2 separate regions of the Homo sapiens genome follow, and region 1 is linked to region 2. A link is a loop called in an ENCODE intact Hi-C map of the cell type or tissue named here. Cell type or tissue: A673. All regions are shown on one strand. Each heading gives the region's core, and the rest is flanking DNA. Links, peaks and the distances in the headings are about the cores only. Region 1 has its middle 11 kb from the start of LINC01243. Region 2 has its middle 110 kb from the start of LINC01243.

Region 1 (12,612 bases), core at 1,828-9,827, 99 kb after region 2:
CTATTCATCTGACAAGTATTAAGCAGATTATATAAGGAACTTAACTTTGTAGCAAAAAGCCAAATAACCCTATTAAAAATGAGCAAAAGACCTGAATAGACATTTCTCAAAAGAAGACATACAAATGTCCAACAGGCATATGAAAAAGATCAGCATCACTAATCATCAGCGAAATATAAATCAAAACCGCAATGAGATATCGACACACCCAGGTTAGAATGGCTGTTATTAAAAAGACAAAAAGTAACAGATGCTGACTAGGATGTGGAGAAAATAAAACTCAGCTCTGCTGATGGAAATGTAAATTAGTACAGCCATTATGGAAAACAGTATGGAGATTCCTCAAGACACTAAAAACAGAACTAGCATGTAATCAGCAATCCCACTGCTGGGTATATATCCAAAAGAAAAGAAATCAATATATTGAAGCTTCAGTTTCTTGAAGTACTATTTGCAATAGCAAAGATATGAAATCAACCTAAGTGTCCATCAGAAGATGAACTGATAAAGATAATGTGGTATATATACCTATTGGAATATTATTCAGCCATATAATAGAATGATATTCTGTCATTTGCAGCAATATGGATGAAACTGGAAGTCATTATGTTAAGTGAAATAAGCCAGGCAAAGAAAGACAAATATTGCATGTAGTCACTTACATGTGGAAGCAAAAAAAGAAGACCTTAAGGTAGAAAGAAGAATGATGGGGGAAGCGAAAGAGTGAGGGGGAGATGAAGAGAAGTTGGTTAATGGATACAAATATACAGATAGAAGAAATAACGTCTAGTGTTTGACAGTACAATAGGGAAAATATAGGTAACAATAATTTACAGCATAGTTCAAAGGAGCTAGAAAAGAAGAATTGTAACGTTCTCAACTCTAAAGGTAAATGTGTGAGGTGATGGGTACCCAATGACCCTGATTTAATTATTACACATTGTACACATTTATGATAAATCACATGTGCCCTCAAAATATGTACAATTTTGATATATCAAAGAAAATTCTGATTTTTTTCTTGAAAGATATCCTCAAGTGAATCTATATTTGAGAAAGAAATACTGAGCTGTAATTCATTATAATGAAAACACATGGGGACTAGAGAAAAAACAAGTTATTTCAAGCTCATCTGGTTTTGTGTGCTACAAACTATCGTTTAGATCAAGCTATTGGGCATTATGCAATTGCATATCTTGACTGTATAAGAACTAGATATGTGACTGTGGAAAGCATACCTGGAAGTAATATATTGAGAATATAAAATATTGATCCCTAGCAACCTGGGTACCACGTAAAGCAACAGCACTTTCACAGTGGTTTCCTGATAAGGACAAAAATGTCAATGAAGGAAGCAGGAAAGTTCCTTAGCTATCACCAAGGTTCCTTTGAAACAAGCAAAAAAATTATGTGCAGATCAATGAAGTTACTTTTCTTATGCCAAAGGCTAATGTAGTAACAAATTGCCAAACTGAAGCTATAGGAAACCTAAAAGAGATGGATAAAACAGAAGAGTTAAAGCAAATTTCACTGGAACAAACAAGAAGCAATAGAAAATTAGTTAATGGTTGTGATTCTAATAGTTAAGAGTTTTCATTCATTTACTGATTTTCTTCATTTGTTAGCAAATACTTAATGAATTACCAATTGATACCAGAAGCTATTCTAGACACTGAGAGTGCAGCAATAAACAAAGCAACAGAGTTCTACTGCAAAGAGTGTTAAGTAGGCAATAGACAAATTTATAAGATGCTTTGTTGCTACAAAGAAGAGTAAGAAAATGAAGAAGTGGGTGCTCTATTTGGGAAGATATATTAAAGGAATCTTGATTATTTTTTAATGAAAAACTGAATTGCCAAATTCAAAACAGAAAAGAAGGGGTGAACTGCAGGTGAGATACTAAAAACACAAAAACAAACAAAAAAATTGAGTTAGAAGACCAGCCTGAAATAATTGTGTGTGTGTATGTACACACATGTGCTAAATTCAAGGAGAAGATGTAATAGAAAATAATATTACTAAGTTAAAGATAACGTGGACTATCTTGATGGAATGAGCTCACTAATTATAAATGCAATTAATGAAACTAACCCCACTTCAAGATTTAGTGAAAGGTCATTTTCATTGTGTATTTACTATTTGCTGAGCACTAGTCTAAGTTCTTTGTGCTCTCTCTCTCTCTTTCTCTTCCTTTTTTCCCTCTACTTCTTTTCTTTCTGTTATTTTTTTCTTCAAATAATTGTATAGAATAGCCCAATTATGATCTTCCCTTTGCCTCAGAAAAAACTGAAACTTAGCATAATTGATAATTAACAAGAGGCAGAGACAAGCTTCAGACTCATGCATGCCTTATTATAGAAATTAAGCTTGTAAACATTTCCCTGTTCCTAAAATTCAATAAGCATGAACACACACACAAAATAAGTTTATCTACAAAGGAACAAAGCAAGTAAACTAGACCTTATTCCATGAAATGTGGGAACCAGAAGGGGATATGCTCACAATTATTTCTAGAAAGATGAGATTGAGGAAAATTTTAAATTGAGAAGTCCATTTGGAAAAGTTATCAGTGATATGTAAAGTCAATAGAAATACAACAAAGATATAGAAGGACTATAAAAATATGCCTCCACAGTGTCATTTTTGATTTATCAGAAGTATGTCAGGTGACTCAGAAATGAGTACAAGGTAGAAAATAAGAATGAGAAAGAGATGACATAAAATAAATGTCAGTATAAGGAAAGCAGAAAACTTTGCTCTTAGGCTTAGTAGGAACATTAAATTTAAAGTGAATGTCAAAAATAATTGATGAGAGAATACTGAGATAGTTAAAATTAATAAAAATATAAATATCAAAGATATCTGAAAGCTAGGAAACACTGAATGGTAAGATGAGACAGAGAAAGCAACACATTCTGAAATGCTGAAATGTTCAAGCTACAGAACTGGTTTTAATAGGTATGCTTCCTTTTTTACTTTAATAGAGAAATATGTTTATATAGTCATAATTTAAAGGTAATAACAAGAAAAAAAAGTGCAGGTATTTAGTCCCTAGATAAAATGGAATCAACTGGGCCCAGCGCGGTGGCGCATGCCTGTAATCCCAGCACTTTGGGAGGCTGAGGCGGGTGGATCACGAGGTCAGGAGATCGAGACCATCCTGGCTAACACGGTGAAACCCTGTCTACCAAATATGCAAAAAATTAGCCGGGCGTGGTAGCGGGCGCCTGTAGTCCCAGCTACTCGGGATGCTGAGGCAGGAGAATGGCATGAACACGGGAGGCGGAGCTTGCAGTGAGCAGAGATCGCGCCACTGCACTCCAGACTGGGTGACAGAGCGAGACTCCATCTCAAAAAAAAAAAAAAAAAAAAAATCAACTGACAGCATGAGCAAGATATCAAAATTTAGAACTCATAAAATGGATGAAAATTGAACTCAATTAGGAATGAGAAAATATTAAACGTAAAATACAATGATGATATTATTATTATTATTTTGTTATCAAATAGACACAGGGTCTCGCTCTGTTGCCCAGGCTGGAGTGCAGTGACACAATCACGGCTCACTGCAGACCTGATGTTCTGGGCTAAAGAAATCCTTCTGCCTCAGCCTCTGAAGTAGTGGGTGGTATTATAAATCGCAGAAAAAAAATGTAATTTGGTACAGGACAAATTAAAATCTGCAAAGAGAAGAAAATAACTTCAATCTAAAACAAAAGTAGTTTAAAAAAACTCACAAAGAAGAAATACAAATTTATAATAAACTACAAATATTTTAAATCTCACCAGTAATCAATAAAAAGGCAAACTGAGGCAAATTCTTAATTATAATTAAAATTAGCATGGCTATTTTGGTGTTAGAGCATATGAAAACTTACCTGTTATCAATAAAGACATAAAATTGTGCACACTTTCAGGAGTTAATAGTTTTATAAAAATAACTTAAAAAATAGTTATCAAAGTAACTTTTTTCTGTTTTGTCTTACAAAAATATTGAGACATGCTTAGAATGTTTTATGTACTAATACTTTTCTTTTTAAAGTAGTTGTAGTGTTGAAAAATGGGCAACAACCAAAGTATTTAACCATTGGCAATGTTTAGTTAAGTTTTGAGATAGGAAAATGTTAATGTATAACATAACCATTAAAGTCAACTTTTGTAGGATATCTTATACTGTTGGAAAAGAGATTATTATAAGTAATATTAAGAAAAGAGGTACAATCTAAATATATATAGATCATAATACTAATTTTAGATCAGATACTTTTATAGTTACACATATGTATACAATTGCTGAAAATAGCTTATCTCTTTGTGCTAAGAAATTGACAATTCTATTTTCTTCTTACTTTTCTTTTTGCTGAGGAGGTAAAGCCAAAAGCAACATTTATATTCAAATGTTGTAATAAAAACTGTTATTAATCTAAAAATAAATGTGTTGACCACAGTAGATATCAAAATAATAAAAGTGACTCTCACCAAACATGTCATCAGATATGAAGACCATAGTGCCTTAATTTTCAGGGTCTTCTGCAACTCATGAGAAATCACCTTCTCTAACTGATACAGAAACTACAGTAGAGTTCACAGTGTGGTAATTGTAACACATAATCCCTGAAACTGGAACAGAGCCATGCTCTTGTAAATAATTTGACCTAAGTCCAAGAAAATGTACTTGCTAGCATCAAGGGTTTTCTAAATAAAGCTACTTGGAAGACTCCTGGGATTCCCCTGAAATGAGCCACTTGACATAATTTTGCCCTATATCAGTAGAATAGCTGTAAACTAAAGATTTTGAAACATGTGATAGCTTTTAAGTTCTTAGCACGTTTATTAGAAGATGTGGCTATGCAGCTGTTATGGGTATTTAAGGAGCTGGGGAACATCCAAATTACAGCACCCTTCAACGGAATGAATTATTAAGAGGCTGTAACAACAATAGCAGTTGTTAGAGCAATGCCCTTTCTCCATAGATCTCACAAAGAGCCTAGTTAATATTACTGGGCCTCTGAAATGAGTAGGTAGCAAGGAAGATTTCTCCACTTACATGTAATAAAAGTATGTCTCAAGAAGCACCAATCACAATCACAAAATTATGTAGAAGGCAAACTAAAAATATTTGTCAACTATCAATGCATAGCAGGAAAAGCTTATTGATTGTTACTGCATATAGAGGAGAGTGGTGACTGCCAACAGTGAACATAGGTTCACAAAGAGCTAGGTTTATTGCAATAATATGCACTTTCTGGATTTAATGTCCTTAATGGCAGCAACTAGGCTGTTATATCAGAGAAATACTGAAAAAAAAAAAAAAGGTTTGGATTTCAGAAAGATATCTGACAAAAATGCTAAGTAAGTCCTTGTGAAAAAATTATTTGAGACTTATTTGTGAGATGTTTTGCAGAGAATTATAACATGACTAAATGATCTTATCTAGTGAACTGCTTTAAGAATGGAAGTCAACCACAATGGACAGGAAAGAATCTAGTTTTATATGGCAGGATTTGATTGCTTGTTGCATCACATGTTAAGCATTTTTTATCATTACTGTGAATGAGGGCTTACATGACACAACAAATTGTCAGATGACAGGAAACTAGAGTGATAAAGGCCACATGAATTGAGATATTCAGGATCTAAGATAACCTCAGGGGGCTGTAACATTAGAGGAAGTAAAACCAGATAAATTGCATTATGAATGAATATAAAAAGAAGCACATTTATTAACAAAAAAGTCTGAAGAGGTAAAGCATTGGCTAAATTTTAATGCAACTGACTTCAAATCTATTATAAGCCCAAAGTAAAGTGTGGCAATCGATACATAATCAAGTAGAATCATAGATTGCCTTAATAGAATAAAATAATGACTTTGATGGGTTTAATAACAAAGCAACTACTAATAATTTAAGTATGTTTTTATTCATTTATTGCTTTCATATTTAGAATAGTGCTGTGGATTAGGGAATACAATATAGCAAGATGAGTTAGAGATTTCTTTGGATTTCTTTGTCACTCTATGTTTATCTCACCTTTTGGGATGTACACCTTTTCGGTGGATAGGCCCTGTTCTCTTTATGTCAAGAGAATGTAGGATGATTTGTGAATAATTCACATTATGAAAGTATGTTCTTGACATCACACTAAGAGCAGGATTTTCACTCAAGTAAGTGGAGTAAAAGTGATGCAATGGGAAAATAAATGGTGGGTTTCCTGAAGGAAATTAACCCGTATGGATACAAAGCAGTGTTGGATTTTAGGTGATACTTGCTCCAGCCCAGACAATTATGTCAAACCATTTGAGCAGGATGCAGAACTCTAGAAACTATACATTTAAAAGATAATTTACAAAACAGGTGTTATTGAGAGACTGGGCTCTCAATAAATTTGAAAAACATATTTCTTGGAAAACAAAATGATTATTTATGTGAAAAAACTTTTTAATATACAAAGGGATTAAACCTTCCACTAATTTCCCATTTCAATGAAGCAATTAGGATGTTTATCGTAGAAGGGAAAACAGTAAGGGCCAGGCGCGGTGGCTCACGCCTGTAATCCCGGCACTTTGGGAAGCCGAGGTGGGTGGATCACGAGGTGAGGAGACCGTCCCGGCTAACACGGTGAAACCCTGTCTCTACTAAAAATACAAAAATTAGCCGGGCGTGGTAGCGGGCGCCTGTAGTCCCAGCTACTCAGGAGGCTGAGGCAGGAGAATGGCGTGAACCCGGGAGGCGGAGCTTGCAGTGAGCCGAGATCACGTCACTGCACTACAGCTTGGGCGACAGAGTGAGACCCCGTCTAAAAAAAACAAAACAAAAAAACAAAACAACAGCAACAAAAAAACCAGTAGCTCACATGACAAAATATTTCTGATACAAAATATTTTTCAGTACATAGAATGACCAACAAGAAGCTGTACAATCTGTCCCCATGTACATCTCTTCCTCCTTTCCTAATAATTCCTTCACCCTTACTCGATTCCAGCCACCAGAGTTTCTTGAACCCAGACTTGGCAGTATCTTTTAGCATTTTGTGGAGTACTCTTCTTTCAGAATGCCTTATGGTTATCTTCACCATTTTAGGTTGGAACTCATATATGTCTCCTCCTTAAGAGAAAATTTTCAAATTGCTTCAACCTAAAATTCCTGACTCCTCTCCCCACCTTAAGTTTTTTTCTTCTTTGTCCTCAACAGCACCCGGCACATGCTATGTTGTTCTTATTGTGTTTTACATCAGCCTCCCCTAACTAGAAGATAAGCCCTTAGAGCATGGAGAGTTTTGTCTGTTTTGTTCACTATTGTGTTTTCAGTGTCATAATAGTTCTCTCCCACATAATATACAGCTAATACATATCTTTTATGAAATATAACCTATACATTATTTTTAAAATCTGTATAGTAAATACAACTGTTCCATTTTGGTAGTTTCATTTTAGGGAAAAAGGCTGTTTTTGTTTTTGCTTTTTTGAATATTAATATTAAAGGATAAGTCAAACATGCTATATTTTATAAACAGACATTATATGAACAGCTGCTAAATTAAAATATATTGGCCTTTACAATATTTTCAATATAATGAAAGCTCATTCAAAGACAGCTAAGTCTACATTAATATCCATAAATTACGAATTATTTTGGAAACTGTGATGTTTACATTCTTGTATTACAAAATAGAATGATAACTATAAAATAAAACAACAGGAGAGAATAAATGAAGATCTTTAATTTGCAGTCAGCACTAAATCCCCAACACTAAATGCGAATTGGAACCTCATGAATAGGGAAAAACTGCTAGAACAAAATGCCAGAAATTGATTTCAGAAAGCAGTTAGTTGCCTTCCCCCTGTACCTCTAAACTGTTGATTTTTTTCTCCTCTCTCTCTAATACTGCATTTCAGAAATATTACAATGTGGTTAGAACTACAGAGAATGAAATGAAGAGTGGAACAGGTATCATAATTTTGTTGTTGTTAGAACTCTCCTTTTACTGTTTTTAGCTCTTCCTTCTCCGTTTCTGCCTCTTGCTCAGTATGTTTTACTTCCTGTCATATGTCTTTCCCAGATTCTTGATGAACCATTTCTCTCAGCTCTCAGCAGTGCCTTTGATACACAAAAGTGAAATTGTTTAGGAAGATGGATGCATTCAGTGTGAGAAACGGCAAGCAGCCAAAGAGCTGTCCCTGAGTGACAGATAGTTGACAGAAGGCCGTGGACCTTTTATAGAAAAAGACAGGAAGCTAGGATTCTGTAATCAACTATACAAGAGGCAAGAAAGATGGTCCAGAGTTTCGATATAACTGAAAGCCTTCTGTGTGGAAGGTCACGAATCTCAACCTTCTGAAGATTTACCAATCATCAAACTCTAGAAAGACACCTCTTTGATTACTTGATCTGTATTTCCCTTTTCTCTGACTCAAAGTCACACAGCTCTCATGACTAGCAAGTAATTTGCCTTCCCCACTTCTAAATTGTCACTGGTTAGCTGCCATGGGCAGAAGCACCTGCTGTGACTGTCTTGCACTGGAGAGACTTTTCTCTGGTATTTACATCAGTCCATTGAGCCATTTCTGCTTTGTAGGTCCCACAAAACAGCTTGATATATTTCCCTCTTCTGGGAACGTACAACTTTTGCAAAGTTAACTGCCAAAGGAAGGTAGGTGGTTGGTTGGAGGGATGAGTATTATGTGTCATTTCCTCAACTCATAAAGTCGGAATAAGTCAGAGATTCTAGGGTCAGGGTGAACCTTATTTTTAACTGCATAGCTCACCTGCAATGATCTGCAAATGGCTGTTATCTGGGAAATCTAATCAGAAAAAAAGAAATAAAGAGAAAGAGAGACAGAGATAAAAGCAGGCATATAAGCATTATATATGTCAGAAAATTATAATTTTCATGTAGAAAATTAAGGAAAGATAAGATGCTTGAGGGTGATGCTAATTAATCTGACGTAGCTTTCTCTGACAAGGTGATATTCAATGAGAACTCTCAGTTCCTATCCTATATTATGCCCTGCTAATATGTAAGCTCAGTAAGGGTAAGGATTTATTTTTATTCATACTCTAAATTAATTTCCTAGAACAGTGCTGACACATATTGATGATCAAAAGTATTTGTTTACACTTTTGGTAAATTAAATAATATTATCTTCAGGCTTATCTTTCTAAAAGAGCATGCATTTTTGTAATGTACATTAGAATATTTCTATTCAAATTTTAATTATATGATCTCTTTCTAAAAGTTTAATCCTTAGCCATCAGATATGGCTAACTAGAGCTATTCATTACTCCAAAATTTCTGTCTTTTTGTTAAAAACAAAAAGAAATCCACAGAAATGACAAATCGATACAATGGAAGTAGAGACAGTCCTTTGCCCTTTCAGATCAACTCATTTTATCTGGTGTCCTTATCTTCCTTTTGGGGAGTGTCTGTTTTGGTGCTCATAATGTAGCATAAAATTCTCTTTTTGATGAATTTCATTTTTCTCTTGAAAGGAAAGAGTGCCATGGATAGCACAGTCAAACCAACCTTTTTGGCATCTACTTGTCAGATATGTGACTTTCATACAAAATAAGAAAGCAAGAATAAAGGCAAGAGGGCATTTGAGACCTTTAGAGATTAATAGGTTTTAGAATCTTTCCCCTCCAAGTTATTAATGCAAATTGACCTAGTTCAAAGTGGTCAACGTGAAGCATTTCTGTGGTATGTATTTAAAATGCTATTTCGGTTTCAAGAAGTAGTGTCTAAAAGCCTGGAGAAAAGATGAGTAAGGCAATAAGAAGGTCAGCAGAAGACATTCAAGGTTATGGAACTGGAGTACGTTTTCAAGCCATGGACAGTGCTGAATTACTTTGTTTTCCTAAGTATTTAAATAAAACTAATCTACATATGTTTGCAGATGACTTATATTCACATTGTAGGCAAAATTTATGAAGTGAATATGGGATCATTTATAACCTTCATCTTATTTCTTAAAATTGATGCCTTGCTATAGATAATAGGTTTAAAGAAGTAGAACATTTTCTTTTTTGAGGTTAGCACAATAGAAATTAAAATAGGAAAAATAATAAGATGCTGTTTATATTTTGTATAGCAAGAATGCATGTGATTTTTGTGACTCACCTCTGGGGGTTGTCCAGATTAGGTCACGCAGTATCTAAGTTTCTGGGAGGAGGCAAGAAGCTATTATCAGCATGATTATACAAATGTAGCTTGACAGCAACTTTTAATTCTCATTCTTTCATTGCTTTAGGGGACAGCAAGCATAAATATATCACCAATAATTGTGATTTAGTTGAAACATTCTATAGAATTTAGGCACAGAAAAATGGCATGTCAAGTGCGTAGTTTGTAAACACGTATGTGCATGCATATACCTGGGAACTCACAGGTGTTTTTACTTTGACATATGGCATTAATTTAGCTGACCTTTTCTTACTTTCTGAAGAGTAAACTTACATAATTTCAGATATGTGGAACAAATAACAAGATAAAATATTTATGATTTTTCTTTTTTTAATGTTTTAAATATATTTTTGCTATTCTGATTTCTGGTGTTCATACAGAGTTTGTAATTTAATAAACATTCACTCATTGCTTATTTTTCCTTTATTACTTAATTTTTAGGACATGCAAAGGGTTTATAAATTATATACATATACACGATATATGTAACTTTATTATTTATTTATTACATGTTACCTATTACATAGTTATTAATTACATTTTATAGTGTTTCTTCCTAGAGCACTAGTTTTCAAATGCGTAATACATTTAAATAACTAATCTTAAATTCAAAACATGCTTAGAATTTCAATTTGTAAAATACAGAACATAGCACAGGCCCCTCAGCTTTTCAGTATATTATACCTTTTTACTAGGGACAGGTAGGTATGGATTAAAACAGAAAAAATAATATTGATGTTAGATCCTATTTTAAAAGTGGGCATTCTAAAGTAGAATCCACCTCTTCTATATCATTAAATAAATATGTAAATTAAGTTAACTAGTACGTATCAAACTCAATATTTTTGTTCTTTTAGTACAGTTTACACATATAAATATGCTGTCATAAAGTAAGTTTTAGAAAAAAAGATACAAGTTTTCCTAAATGAAAAAAATAAAGAGTAAACACACAGTGAAAGACTTTATAGCAAAAAACCCCACATCTCTTTGCCCCATAAGAAAAGCCTTTATTTTAATGAGCACCTAAAAAAAGAGAGGTTCAGAAAGGTTAAAAATAAAAGGCACATAGAAAACCATTGTGGCCATTATCTTATCAGTCTTATATAAATCAAGCCAAAACAGTATTATGTTATATAAAGAAGACCTTACAACGCTAAAGACAAAGAAAAATTGTGGATATCTATTTACTAAAAATACAGCAATATTTCCATTAAAAAGCTAATAAGATGTAAGAAGAATCAGAAAGAATCTCAACAATTATAAGATAATTTAGGACATAGCTTGCAAAGTGAGACAGAATCAGTGTTAGGGATGAAAGATACAGTGACACATTATCAATAAGTTAGATCTTATAGAAGCACATGGAACATTCACAAACACTGGCGATACATTAAGCTACAAAGAAAATCTCCACAAATTCCAAAATACAGAAATGGTACAAAAATCCTCTGAACACAATGCAGTAAAATTAGAATCTGTTACCAAATAAAACACTTATGCAATAAGAATTCAAAAATAAATTAATATCAAGCACAAAGAGATCAAGATTCTAGAGAAATTGGAATCAAAAAAGTGGAGAGAAGAAACTATTATAAAAACAGAATTCAGTGAGTTGTTGAGGAAAAAATAGAACTAATAAACAGATGAGCTGAAGTATTTTAAAAGTAATAAAATAATAAACCAGTTATATAAACAAAGGGGAGATAACAGGTACATAAAACCTAAGTTCTTCCTAGCTAAACCTAAGTTCTTGGGAGGCTGAGGTGAGACGGTCACTTGAGCCCCTGAGTCTAAGGCTCTAGTAGACTATGACTGTGCCTGTGATGAGCTACTGCACTCAAGCTTGGGCAGCAAAATGAGAACGATGTATCTCTAAAATTAAGTAAAAAGACTTAAGGAGGAAATGGCCATCAAAAGCAAGGATATTACAAAAATCACAAGAGATTTTGTGCACAATTGCATGCAAATATATTTTAAAATCTAGAGTAGGTGCATAATTTTCTAGATAAATAAAATATCCCCAAGCTCATTGCAGACAGAGTTTACACAGAATAATTTTCATAGAAGAAACAGAAAAAGGTGACAAAAAGCTCTCTTCTGCACGAAAGCACCAGGCCCAGAGAACTTCACATGCATATTCACAAGTATATTAAAAGATTTTATTATTCAAATGCTACTTAAACTATTAGAAGGCATTGAAAAATAAATAAAATTCCAAAAATTTTATATAGTAGATATAACTACGATACTAAAAGCTGAAAAGGTTTAAATACAAAAAAGAAAACTGTTGATCAACCTCACTTCTAAAGAACAAAGTAAACATTTGAACTATCATTTAATTAGAAAGAATGCAAGGGGATATTAAGACTGTAATACATTATGTTTTACATTATGTATAAAATTATAAAACATTATTCAACATCAGTAAGTCTG
Region 2 (12,612 bases), core at 2,688-10,687:
AGGTGATTTTGCTTATTGGTATTTCGTTATGATTGAATAGAATGCATGAGAAATTGAAGCTTCTCTTAAGCCAATTATAATTTTATGAGTAATTTCTCTCCAAGGAAGATTTTGTCCTATTTCAAATGACTTGTATATCTTCTGGTTAACATTTAAATTTACATTAAGATGGATTCTTCTTAAGGTAAATTTAAAGTTGACCTTAAATTCTGCTTCGGATAACCAGCTTTTAGCTCTAGCTATAAATCCTTCTCATTATTTTTTCACAGAGAAGAATTTTTCCTAATTAACTATTTACAAGTAGCTTGTCTGTTTTCTGTGTCTTAAGTAAAATTTCTCTGTAATGTTCTAGTTAATTCATTATGCCAAAGGTATAAAAATATACTCCGTTCTTCTATGACAATTTTGTATTTTATTTTTTCTTTGTTATACTCTTTAAAATCTAAATTAGATTTCTCTGTTCCATACCATATGGAATAATTTGGTATAGTTATTAGTGACAGTTTTCCTTGCTTTATTAGTGAGAATTGTATTTAGTTTAATTAGAGCTAGGATTGGTTCAAGTGGCTTCAAGGTTAGTTTCAATTCCCCAGCGGCATGCTTTGCACTTTAAATTGTCCTTTGGTTTGCCCAATGACTTTGTAATATGCTTACTTATGGTATTAATTTTTTCGATACATATTACTTATTTTATACTATTCATATTATGTTAGATTTTGATATGGTTAGGCTTTGTGTCCCCACCCAAATCTCATCTTGAATTATAATCCCCATAATCCCCACATGTCAAGAGAGAGACTAGGTGGAGGATAATTGGGCCATGATTGCAATTTGCCCCATCCTGTTCTCATGACAGTGAGAGAGTTCTCATAAGATCTGATGGTTTTATAAGGGGCTATTCACCCTTCCATCAGCACTTCTCCTTCCTGCTGCCTTGTGAAGAAGGTGCCTTGCCTCCCTTTTGCCTTCTGCCATGATTGTAAGTTTCCTGAGATCTCCCTAGCCATGCTGAACTGTGAGTCAATTTAACCTCTTTCCTTTATAAATTACTCAGTGTCAGATAGTTTTTTATAGCAGTATGAAAATGGTCTAATACAGTAAATTGGTACCATAGAGAGTGGGGTACTGCTATAAAGATACCCAAAAATGTGGAAGTGACTTTGGAACTGAGTAACAGGGAGAGGTTGGAACAGAGGGCTCAGAAGAAGACAGGAAAATGTGGGAAAGTTTAGAACTCTCAGAGACTTGGAAGGCTCAGAAGAGAAGAAGATAGGGGAAAGTTTGGAACCTCCTAGAGACATGTTGAATGGCTTTGAACAAAATGCTGATAGTGACATAGACAATAAAATCCAGGCTGAGGTGGTCTCAGATGAAGATGAGGAACTTGCTGAAAACTGGAATAAAGGTGACTCTTGATATGCTTTAGCAAAGAGGCTGGTGACAATTTGCCCCTGCCCTAGAAATCTGTGGAACTTTGAACCTGAGAGAGTTGACTTAGGTTATCTGACAGAAGAAATTTCTAAGCAGCAAAGTGTTCAAGGGGTGGCCTGGGTGCTCTTAAAAGTATTCAGTTTTATGCATTCACAGGGAGATAGTTTGAAATTGGAACTTGTGTTTAAAAGGGAAGCAGAGAATGTCTGGATAATTTGCAGTCTGATGATGTGATAGAAAAGAAAAACCCATTTTCTGAGGAGAAATTCAAGCCTGCTTCAGAAATTTGCATAAGTAAAGAGGAGCCAAATGTTAATCACCAAGACAATGGGGAAAATGTCTCCAGGGCATATCAGAGGTCTTCATGGCAGCCCCCCCACCCTGCCCCATCACAGGCCTGGAAGCCTCAGAGGAAAAAATGGTTTCATGGACTGGGCCAGGGCTTTGTTCTTTTGTGCAGTCTCGGGACTTAGTGCCTCATGCCCCAGCTGTGCAGCTCTGGCTGAAAGGGCCAAACGTATAGCTTTGGCCACTGCTTCAGAGGGTGCAACCCCCAAGCTTTGGTGGCTTACACATGGTGTTGGGCCTGCAGGTGTGCAGAAGTGAAGAACTGAGGTTTGGGAACTTCTGCCTAGATTTCAGAGGATGTATGGAAATGCCTGGATATCTAGGCAGGACTTTGCTGCAGTGGTAGAGTCCTCGTGGAGAACCTCTGTTAGGGCAGTGTGGAAAGCATATGTGGGGTCGGGGCTGCCACACAGAGGCCACACTGGGGCACTTCCTACTTAAGCTATGAGACTAGGACCACCATCCTCCAGACACCAGAATAATAGGTCCACTGAAAACTTGCACTGTGTGCCTGAAAAAGCAGCAGACAATCAACATCAGCCTGTGAAAGCAGCTAGGAAGATGCTGTACCCTGCAAAGCCAAAGGGGCAGAGCTGCCCAAAGCCATGGGAGCCTACTTCTTGCATCAGCGTGGCTTGGATGTAAGATATGGAGTCAGAGGAGATCATTTTGGAGTTTTAAGATTTAATGACTGCCCCTTTGGATTTTGGATTTGCATGGGGTCTGTAGCCCCTTCATTTTGGCCAATTTCTCCATTTTGGAATTGGAGCATTTACCCAATGCCTCTACCTCCATTGTATCTTGGGAGTAACTCAATTGTTTTTTATTTTACAGGCTTATAGGCAGAAGGGACTTGCCTTGTCTCAGATAAGACTTTGGACTTGGACTTTTGGATTAAATCTAAAATGAATTAACAATTTGGTGGACTGATGGGAAGGCATGATTTGTTTGAAATGTGAAAAGACGAGATTTGGAAGGGGCCAGGGGCAGAACAATATGGTTAGGCTTTGTGTTCCCACCCAAATCTCATCTTGAATTATAATTGCCATACTCCCCATGTGTCAAGGGAGAGACCAGGTGGAGGGTAATTGAATCATGGGGGCACTTTGCCCCAGGCTGCTTTCATGATAGTGAGTTCTCACAAGATCTTTTGGTTTTATAAGGGGTTCTTCCACCTTTGCTCAGCACTTCTCCTTCCTGCTGCCTTGTGAAGAAGGTGCCTTGCTTTCTCTTCTCCTTCTGCCATGGTTGCAAGTTTCCTGAGGTTTCCCCAGCCATGCTAAACTGTGAGTCAATTAAACCTCATTAATTTATGAATTACCTAGTCTCAGTCATTTCTTTATGACAATATGAAAATAGACTAATATAGATTTTTATTTGAGGAAAGTGAGCTATGCCTACATTTCAAAGCCTCATTAGATTGGGCTTCCTTCTGTTGTTAATTTACTTTTAACCTCTTAGCTTTCTAAAGGATTCTGTTAATAGACTTATAAGTGAGAGAATGTAGCTCATTCTCTATGCCCTGATCTGAGGTTTATATGATAATTATTGTCATAATTTTACCACCCTTTTTAGAGTTTGCTGAAATGACATTGTGTTAACTGAATTAGCAAGTGGTTGTGAAGTTTATTGAGATTTTGGATTGTAGAACAGGGTTCTTTAGTACAATTTAAAGTATTGACAGATAATTTGAATTTTATTGTACTGCCAATAGTATTCTGGTGAATTTTAGTTTATAAATAACATTGTGTATCCTAATGCATTTATTCCAGGTATTATAATTAATAGAAATGTTTTCTCTTATTTCAGAATATTTTATTTTCTCATATATTTGGAGAATTTTATTTCAAAGTCAAGACTAGTTATTTTAAAGTCTTATCTGTAGAATAGTTGAACTGGCAAAATAATGTCTTTTTAAAATAGATCTCCACAAAAGATATGTGGATAAAAATAGCTTAATATTGTTAAATATATTATTAAACCCCCTGAAATCCAAATTAATAACTTTTAGCTTAATTGGGTATAAGTTCAGTCCTAGAAAAATAAAAAAGATTCCCTGTGTTGTTGATGTGTTATATTTTCAAGGTGTTAGCCTTGAAAATAATAATCTTATTCTTATTTTGAAACAATTATTTCTTTTGCATTTGAAATACATGTTTGAAAACTAGAAGTTTGGTAGAACAACTTAAAAGATTAAAACACAACATCTTAAAATCTGGAAAAATTATGTTCTAATCACATTCCAGCCTTTAATATCTCACATTCTTTATAAAAGCATGCATAATTATCCCACAATTCATTAGCTTGCTCTTCAGCATTTGACACAGTTTGCATAGAACATTTTGCTATTCTAATCTTGGTCTTTCATAGCTAACAAGAGAAAGTCCTTTTATATTTCAGTGATTATATAATCTTCCTTTAGTGGATATGACTTTCTCCTATGTCCTCAACAAATTACTTACAGCAAGACATAGTTCATTCGCCAGCATAAGCCAGCATAATGCAAGATACAAAGTTTCTTCTAACTTCCAAGAGAGTTCAATTCTATTCCCCAAACTCAGAATGCATTTGGAGATATACGTGTTTTTAAGGGGACCAAAAAATTACTAAGGAATTCTTGATGCAGGTTGTTATTCATATAATCTTATCCCAAACTCAAATTTCTTTCAGGTGGGAAATTTTATCTGAATAATTCAAACAATTTTATCTAATAGTTCAATTAATTTAGTTTGGGGAAAATATATTTTCTAATGTCAGTCTTTCTATTATGCAGGTAAATTCATTCATTTACATTATGCTCAAAAGCAAACATTGATAGCATTTGTTTTGTATATTTTCTGCCTGTGAACACACATGAAAACACACACACACACACACACACCATTCCAATTCATTTTTTTTTGTATATTCTAGAGTTTCAAATTCTGAACAGCCTTGCTCAATTATATAAACAAATCTGTTGATTTCCATATCAGTATTTGATATTTGCCCTTATTTACACCAGCCACATATTGATTCATTGAGGTTAAATATTATAAAATGTGTAATTAATGTTAAAAGTCCTTAATGTTTTAATTTATGTCTAGTGTTAAAAAATGTGGATCTATAAAAAGTCAGTGATACTGAATATCTGTACTTCAAAGAGGCTATCTCTAGTTGCCTATTTTTGGTTCTGATCAAAATTTCAATTAACCAATTAATGTTTTTTGTTGTTTTTTGTTCGTTTATTTGTCTGTTTTTTGAAAGGGAGTCTTGCTTTGTCACCCAGTCTGGAGGACAGTGGCGCCATCTCTGCTCACTGCAACCTCTGCCTCCTGGGTTCAAGCGATTCTCCTGCCTCAGCCTCTGGAGTAGCTGAGATTACAGGCACGTGCCACTATGCCTGGCTAATTTTTGTATTTTTAGTAGAGATGGGGTTTCACCATTTTGGCCGGGCTGGTCTCGAACTCCTGACATCAAGTTATCCATCCACCCTTCTCGGCCTCCCAAAGTGCTGGGATTACAGGTGTGAGCCACCAAGCCCAGCCTCTATTGAGCCAATTAATATGTTAAATGTCACAGGAGAAGACATGTTAAACTGTACATCATTTCTTTATATTTTTAAGCCTTCTGCCTGAAAAATTTGAGAATATCCCTAACCTCAAAAAGATAAATTTTGAAATTATCAAAGGTGTAAACTCTATAACAAGGTTGTGATTGAACAATTGAGTCCCTAAGCTGTTGTTTCATATACAATATAAAGTAAGCCAATATGTACTGCAGGAGGCCTGTGAGCACAAACACTCCACAGAGGAGTTGATATGGAGGGAACATTGGAAATGCTGATTCTAGAATGCTTAGGGGTAGTGGAATCTTTGTGAAACAAACTTTAATATGCATGTCAAAATGAGTGGGAGGGCCTGAAGCTATATTAGTTGACTTCTAAAACAAACTCCCTTGACTCTGAGTTCATGCTTATAAGAGGAGATTTCTAATAATTTGGTTTCCTATGGAAGTAGTTTATAGCATTCTATTACAGTTCCCTATACATTTATCAAGAGGACTTACTCTGTGTCCAGCATTGTGCAGGCATTATTGAGATTCATCAGGCACCGAGGAGACCCATGATATTGCATTCTGATGAGGGAATGATATAGATAAACATATAGACACTTTCAAAACATTCTTAAGGGCTATTAAAAAAGCATGCTAAACAACATTAGAAACTGTATTCTAAGCATTTGAATATGTGTGTTATTGAGTGAGTAAAACTACATTTATACATAAGCGTGTATAGAAAAAAATCCTATAATTATATAAGCAATATGAGTGATTAAATCTGGGAAGAAGAATGAGATGGCTTATGAATGAATTAAAGATCACTTTATTTTACTTAATTCATTTGTTTTTTTCTTTGTAAAATAATGTGAATATACTCATTTTCTTGAATATATATTAATGCATGTGTGCACACACATAAGAAGGGGGAAAGAATTCTAAAGAATGAGTAGGAGGAAATCCTGGAAAAAGTGCAGTGGATGTTTTTCAAGCTTTCCAAACTGCTTCTGTCAAGACTCATAAATTAGAAAGAATGCAAGTCTTTCAAGGGGCTGCAAATTGTTTAGTAGACCCGGATGTAGAACTAGACATGGGTAGTGAGAAAGTGAAAAATGACCCTAGCAGCTCACTGCTGGAAGCTAACAGTTTGCCTTAATTGTCCCAACTAAACATAAACAACTTTCTTAGAATAGAACCAATACTCAGGCAAGGCCACTCTGTGACCACACTAGAATAAGACAAAGAAAGGACACCTACCTTGCAATCACAGTAACTAAACATCCCCTTCCAAAGGCAAGCAAAAGTGACTACTGTTTCTTTACTAGTGATAATTTTAGCTCCACTTTGAATGCCTTGTCTTCCAGATTAAAAAACATGTAAGGATATCCAGTCATTGACTTGTTCCTGGTACTTGACAACATCCTATCCAGAATTGTCTGCACTTCTCTAAATCTGCTTTAGAATCTCTCTGCACATGTCGGAATATTATCATAAGCCTCTCCTAACTTTCTTTGACAAAAGCGCTGTGTTCCTCTGATGTGTATTCTCCCTTGCTGCAGGAAGCTGCAATAAACCTTAATAGCTTTGACTAAACTTGTGTGGTGGCCATTGGTTAGTGGGCTTTGATGATAGTTGCAGATGAAACCGTATAGTTAAGCTGGCGTGAGGTCACAAAGATCACACTAAAATGTACAATGCCAAGGAAATAAAATTTAATTTTTATCTGTAGTCATGGGAAGATGTAACCCATAGAAGGGAGAATTTTGGAATTGTTTAAAACATCAATCTACTGATAATATAGAAAATAAGTTGGAGTAGGCAAAAGAGTGAAAGGAAATAATTTAAGGGGAAGCTTTAGCAATCCGGACAAGAGGTGAAGGGGACCACAGTTAAGGACTGCTAGTGTGGATATTAAAAAGTAGACAGAGAATAAGTGTAGGGCTTGGTAACTGGTCATCACCATATCATGTATTCAAAACCAATCTGGAAGGAACACCTCTGGGGATGGTTGAATGATTAATTGAGTAGCAGTTTGAAATCCAGGAGGCAATTCAATCCATTGATCTCAAACTCAGGAGAGATATTGGGGCTGGAAATACAGATTTGGTTGCCACCAGCAGAGGGATGACAATGACAGCCATTGAATTTTTGTGACATTTATAGATATCCTACACTGAATGAACCCAGATGGTTCTGCTATTCTAGTTTTTGCTATCTCCTTCTAGCAACTAGCTAATTGAGGTATTCAATTATGAAACATAAAATGAAACTAAATAGGATAATTTGTACCTGCTTTAAGATGACAAGTAAACTAGATTCAGTTGATTCATAGCTACAGATCAGCTATGAGATAAAATAATACATATTCTCTCCTATTTTTGAATCCAAGTTTGTAGGCAGGAAAGAGTTAGGGATATAATTGTTCAGTTAATCTTCCCAGGCCCAAGGAAACCCATGACAATGTTGGGGTTCAGATAAATAGATGCAGGAATGGAGGATTTTCCTTTGGAAGAGATCTAAGCCTTTTTCCTTTTCTAGGCGCTATTACATGTATGAGAGAGTGACAGTTTTAAGTAGCTACAGGGAAGGCAATCTTGGCAATCCATGGTCAGAGGATTTAATTCATTTCCACATGCATTTCACTCCAAATAATTTTCTCAAGACAGCCAAGATTTGAGAGGCAAATGGATCCCTCCAGGGGAAAATGTTCTTAGCACAGGATTAGACAAAGCTTTTGTTCAGCAATCGTCCCCTGACCCAGTAGCTGTAGAACACGAGAATTTATTATTTGAATTTATCCTTGTTTATTTCTTAGTCACAACTTTGGGCAATATGAAAGAGTGTGTTGTAAGTATAATAATATTGAACATTCATGCAGTAGACATACATTACCTACATTGTCTTATTTAGTCATCATCGTAACCTCATGCATTTATTAACATGTAATCCTGATTTTATGTTGACACAGCTGAGACTTAAATAAATTATCTGTTATAATATAGTTACTAGAAAGACTCGATATTTTTAAGGTGTCAATTATTCCAAACTTGATCTATAGATTTATAGATTCAATGCAATCCTAATAAAAATCACAGCAAGTTATTTTGTGGTCTTGACAAAATGATTTTATAGTTTATATGGAGAGGCAAATGACCTAAAATAGCCAGCACAAAATTGAAGGAGAACAGAGTTGTAAGACTAACTCTACCTGACTTCAAAACCTATTATAAAACTACAGAATCAAAACAACATAGTACTTTTGTAAAAAATAGACAAATAGATCAATGGAACACAATACAGAGTACAGAAATAGATGCATACAAATATAGTAAACTAATCTTTGATAAAGCAGAAAAAGCAATATGATGGAGCAAAGATGTTTTTGTTTTTCACAAATCATGCTGAAACAACCAGACATCCATATGCAAATAAAAAAAAAAAGAATCTGGATGGAAACCTTATACCATTAACAAAAATTAACTCAAGATGGATTATGGACTTAAATGTAAAATGTAAAACTGTGAAACCTCTGTAAGTTAACGTAGGGAAAAGCCTAGATGACCTTGGGTATGGAGATGAATTTTTAAATACAACACCAAAGGCACAATCCATGAAAGAAATAGTCGATAAGCTAGACTTTGTTAAAGTTAATATAGCTAGTAGATATTAGAACTGACTCCAGAAGTAGAAATCTTAAAAACTAAACTTTTGTTTACATAGTGTAGAAATTAGTGCATAGTCTTTCGATGATCCTCAACCTAACCATTATCTTTTTGTATTATCAATCTAATCATTATATTGTTCTTATTTGATAGTAATCAGTTACTTATAGTTTATGATCAGTTATATAATATCAGTGTCTGCCAAATTTTATACTGGTATAAGTTAACCTCTGACATTTTACATATGATAGTATTGTGGTTTTATTTATTTTATTTTTATTTTTATTTTTGAGACGGAGTCTCACTCTTGTACCCCAGTGCAGTGGCGTGATCTCAGCTTATTTCAACCTCTTCCTCCTGGGTTCAAGCAATTCTCCTGCCCCAGCCTCCCAAGTAGCTGGGATTACAGGCGCCCACCAACATGCCTGGCTAATTTTTTTATTTTATTTAATCTTTTTCATAGTAGAGACAGGGTTTCACCATCTTGGCCAGGCTGGTCTTGAACTCCTGACCTCAGGTGATCCACCTGCATTGGCCTCCCAAAGTGCTGGGATTACAGGTGTGAGCCACCGTGCCCAGCCGTATTGGGGTTTTAATTTCTCTCTTAGGAAAAAATCATAATTATCTTCCCTTTTCCTTTAATTTCATCTCAAAATTGGAAAGTTACTGTATAATCACTTTTCCTCTCATGTATATTCTCTTAAATACAGAGGCTTTTAACATAGATGCATTGACCTCTTCTTTTTCTGTTGTTTATTTGGTTTTAGCACCTATAGCCTTGGTCTATCACTCCACATTCTGTTTTCTCTTAGATCACAACTGGTATTCTATCTGCAGATCTTTGTGTGCTGATTTAAAATGCAGTTTTGGGGGCCCCACATTACATTTACTGAATCAGAGTCTCTAGAGATGAGGCCTATGCATTTCCAGTTTTAACAAGGACTCTAAGTAAGTCTTATGCACATTATAGTTCGACAACCACAGCTATAGGGAGGAATGATTGGATATAATTTTCTAGATGTTTTACCCAGCTGCTAATCTTTAATTATATATGATTAAAATAACACAAAATTTGTTTTTATTTTCTCTGAAATTGCAGATAATACATTATTACTCCACACACCTTACAATTTTTGCAAGATATTTTCAGAAGCATATAATTAGTATAATAGCATAATCATACAGACAAAACTCAAGTGTGAAAAGATACATTTTATTTAACATATGATTAAGTGTTGGAATTCACAAACAGGAATTAACACTTTAAAGACAAAGAAGATTCACAGCTATGAACACAGAGGTTAAAAGTTATATATGGAAAGGGAATGAAGGAGAAGAAACCAGGCATTTCTCACCGTATTATCAGAAAAAGTCAGAGATTGTCTTTATTTTATGGCTAACCTAACCCAAAAGGGAGGCAAAAGATAAGACAATTATATAAAGCAAAGGCAGAATCATTCAGTTTATCAAGTTCCTTAGATGAAAAATTATTAAATAATCAGGCTCACCACTTTCAAAGCTAATGGAAACGTAAAGTAAGTTATAGTAAATAATATAAAGGATACATTAGTTTTATATTATAGTTAGGTAAGGAAGTGGAAAGCATATGAAGATAAGGTGGGAAGAGGAAGCCACAGAGGCAGAAAATAAGAGGGCAAAAATATGAAGGTTTACAGATTAGCCATCAGTGGAAAAAGCTGAAGGAAGAAAGCATCTTCCAAAGCTGCCATAATAGTTGTCACGTAATATCAATTTCCTTCTTCTTTAGTAGCAGATTCTCAATATTTCTTAGGGACTTGATGTTTTCAGCTAAATGACACTACTTCCCAGTCTTTCTTAAATCTAGACATGGCATTGAGACAAAATTTGAACCGATATGAGATAAGGAAACCATAGAAGGCGGCTTTCAGGGAGCCCTTTTAGCTGGGAGAAGCATCCTTTATCCCTCCCTCTTTCTTGGTCCTGCTCCTGGGAAATTGGGGAGGGGTGGGGAGCTTAAGAAACGCTCTTGTACCAGGAAATATATTTCAGCACAGCCCGGGAGCACATAGCATGCTCCCATTTCCCCTCCACAGAAGTGGCACTGATTTTGCTGCTGAGGATATGCAAAGGTGACAGGTCTCAACATTTCCTCCCTGGTCTGGGGTGGGTAAGGGCACCTACCAAGCCAGGGAAAGGCTTGTTGGCAAACTCTAGGAGTTGGTATCTCAGAGGAATGCCAAGCTGTGACCATACAATTCAGGCATGGACTGACAAACTGGATTGAGGGTCTATCACTGAAGCCAGCAAAACCCATATGCCAGGGAGCAGTGGAGGTAGGGTATCATGGGGCTTGCAGTCAGTCCACTGCTTCTCCATATCTCAGCTGCGGCATCTATACCTGGGCCATGCAAAAGTGTTCAGCCTCCCTGTTCCCTTCCTGGGCCAGGAGTGGAAGGAGTGGAGGCAGTGGCAGTGGCCAAAATTGCAAAGGGCTTGTCAGCAACCTCTGGGAGTTGTACTCTCAGAGGAGCACTGAGCAGTGTTCTGGTGGGGGTGGGGCAGGTGCACTGGGAGCCCAAGCCAGCAAGCCCTATTTGGCAGGGAGCAGTGGAAGTTGGGAGTCACCTGGTATGCAGTCTGGCTGCTCCTCAGTGCCCTGGCTGTGGCATCTGTCCTGGGGGGGTGCATAAAAGTGCCTGGCCTCCCTTTTTGGCAGGGTGGTGGCAGCTGGTGCTGGGCTACTCAGGGATCAAAACCCTGTGGTGTTCCATGTAGACTTGAGTGGTGCCTGTGCACCGGCTCTAATTGGCTCTCTGTGTTGGTCTAGAGGCCCATGGTAGATCTGGGGGCTCTCCTGTGCCTAGGATTAATGAGGTCTGTGGTGGAGGTGTGGATCCCTGGGCATCTCTCACTCACTCACCCTTTACCCACATTAAGGAGCCTCCCCAGTTTTGTGCTGGTCCTGGGTCAGCAGCTGCCTGGCTTTACTCCTCTCTGCTCTCCAGAGTTCCCATTGTTTCCCTGGTGAAGCCCAGCATGATCTCTTAGATGATCCACTTGAAGAGTTAATAAGTACTTGCTATCTTGTTTCCTCTCCATGAGAGAGGCATGCACTAGCTGCTTCTAGCCATTCATCTTGGATCTGCAACATAGTTATTTTAAATGAGGAATTATTTCTGAAATCCAAAAATAGAGAGTTAAGTACCAGGACATTCTGTTGAGCACAAAGAATTGAATTCGTGCTTTTACCTTTGCTTTCTCCAAATCCTTACTGAAATTACTACAGTGAAAGAATAGACCCACAGGAACAAGAGAATGGGAGAGGGTATGACTGCAACACATTTGTGGAACTGGGAAAACAGGTAAGTATTCAGTGACTTCAAATGCTAGAGAAATTTGAAATCTAAACTAGCAGTCACGGGAATGCAGAAGAGAGGTAACCCACTACCTGGCCACAGAAATGTTCAGATGTAGAAGACAACAAGGATCACTGCAAGTGGAAATGCAAATGGAGGTTTTTTGAAAATTTGTGGAAGATGTTGTTTGTTACCTGATTCTGTTTTACATTTGGTACAGCTGGCAACTAATCTTGCACAGTACCTGCAAAAGAAAGTTCACTGTATCAACAAACTAGAGGAAATTGGCTTTGAGC

Evidence for each region. Hi-C counts contacts between places; a loop is a spot of excess contacts. Peaks named below come from ENCODE experiments on the same cell type or tissue, not always from the same donor. Only the 100,000 strongest peaks of a DNase experiment are listed, where the experiment ranks them.
Region 1: a loop joins it to region 2, with 2.3 times the contacts of the local background. A loop is called at or near these places in 1 of 110 quality-filtered maps.

The regions. Positions count from the first base shown.
Region 1 is chr9:31,386,382-31,398,993 of GRCh38, reverse strand. No RefSeq gene overlaps it. Among named protein-coding and RNA genes, the nearest start is that of LINC01243, 11 kb to the right of the region's middle. In A673, for the core only: no CTCF peak of the experiment used is centred there; DNase peaks (open chromatin) are centred at 4,833 and 5,543; H3K4me3 peaks cover 472 bases; H3K27ac peaks cover 405 bases; H3K27me3 peaks cover 865 bases.
Region 2 is chr9:31,486,195-31,498,806 of GRCh38, reverse strand. No RefSeq gene overlaps it. Among named protein-coding and RNA genes, the nearest start is that of LINC01243, 110 kb to the right of the region's middle. In A673, for the core only: no CTCF peak of the experiment used is centred there; no DNase peak of the experiment used is centred there.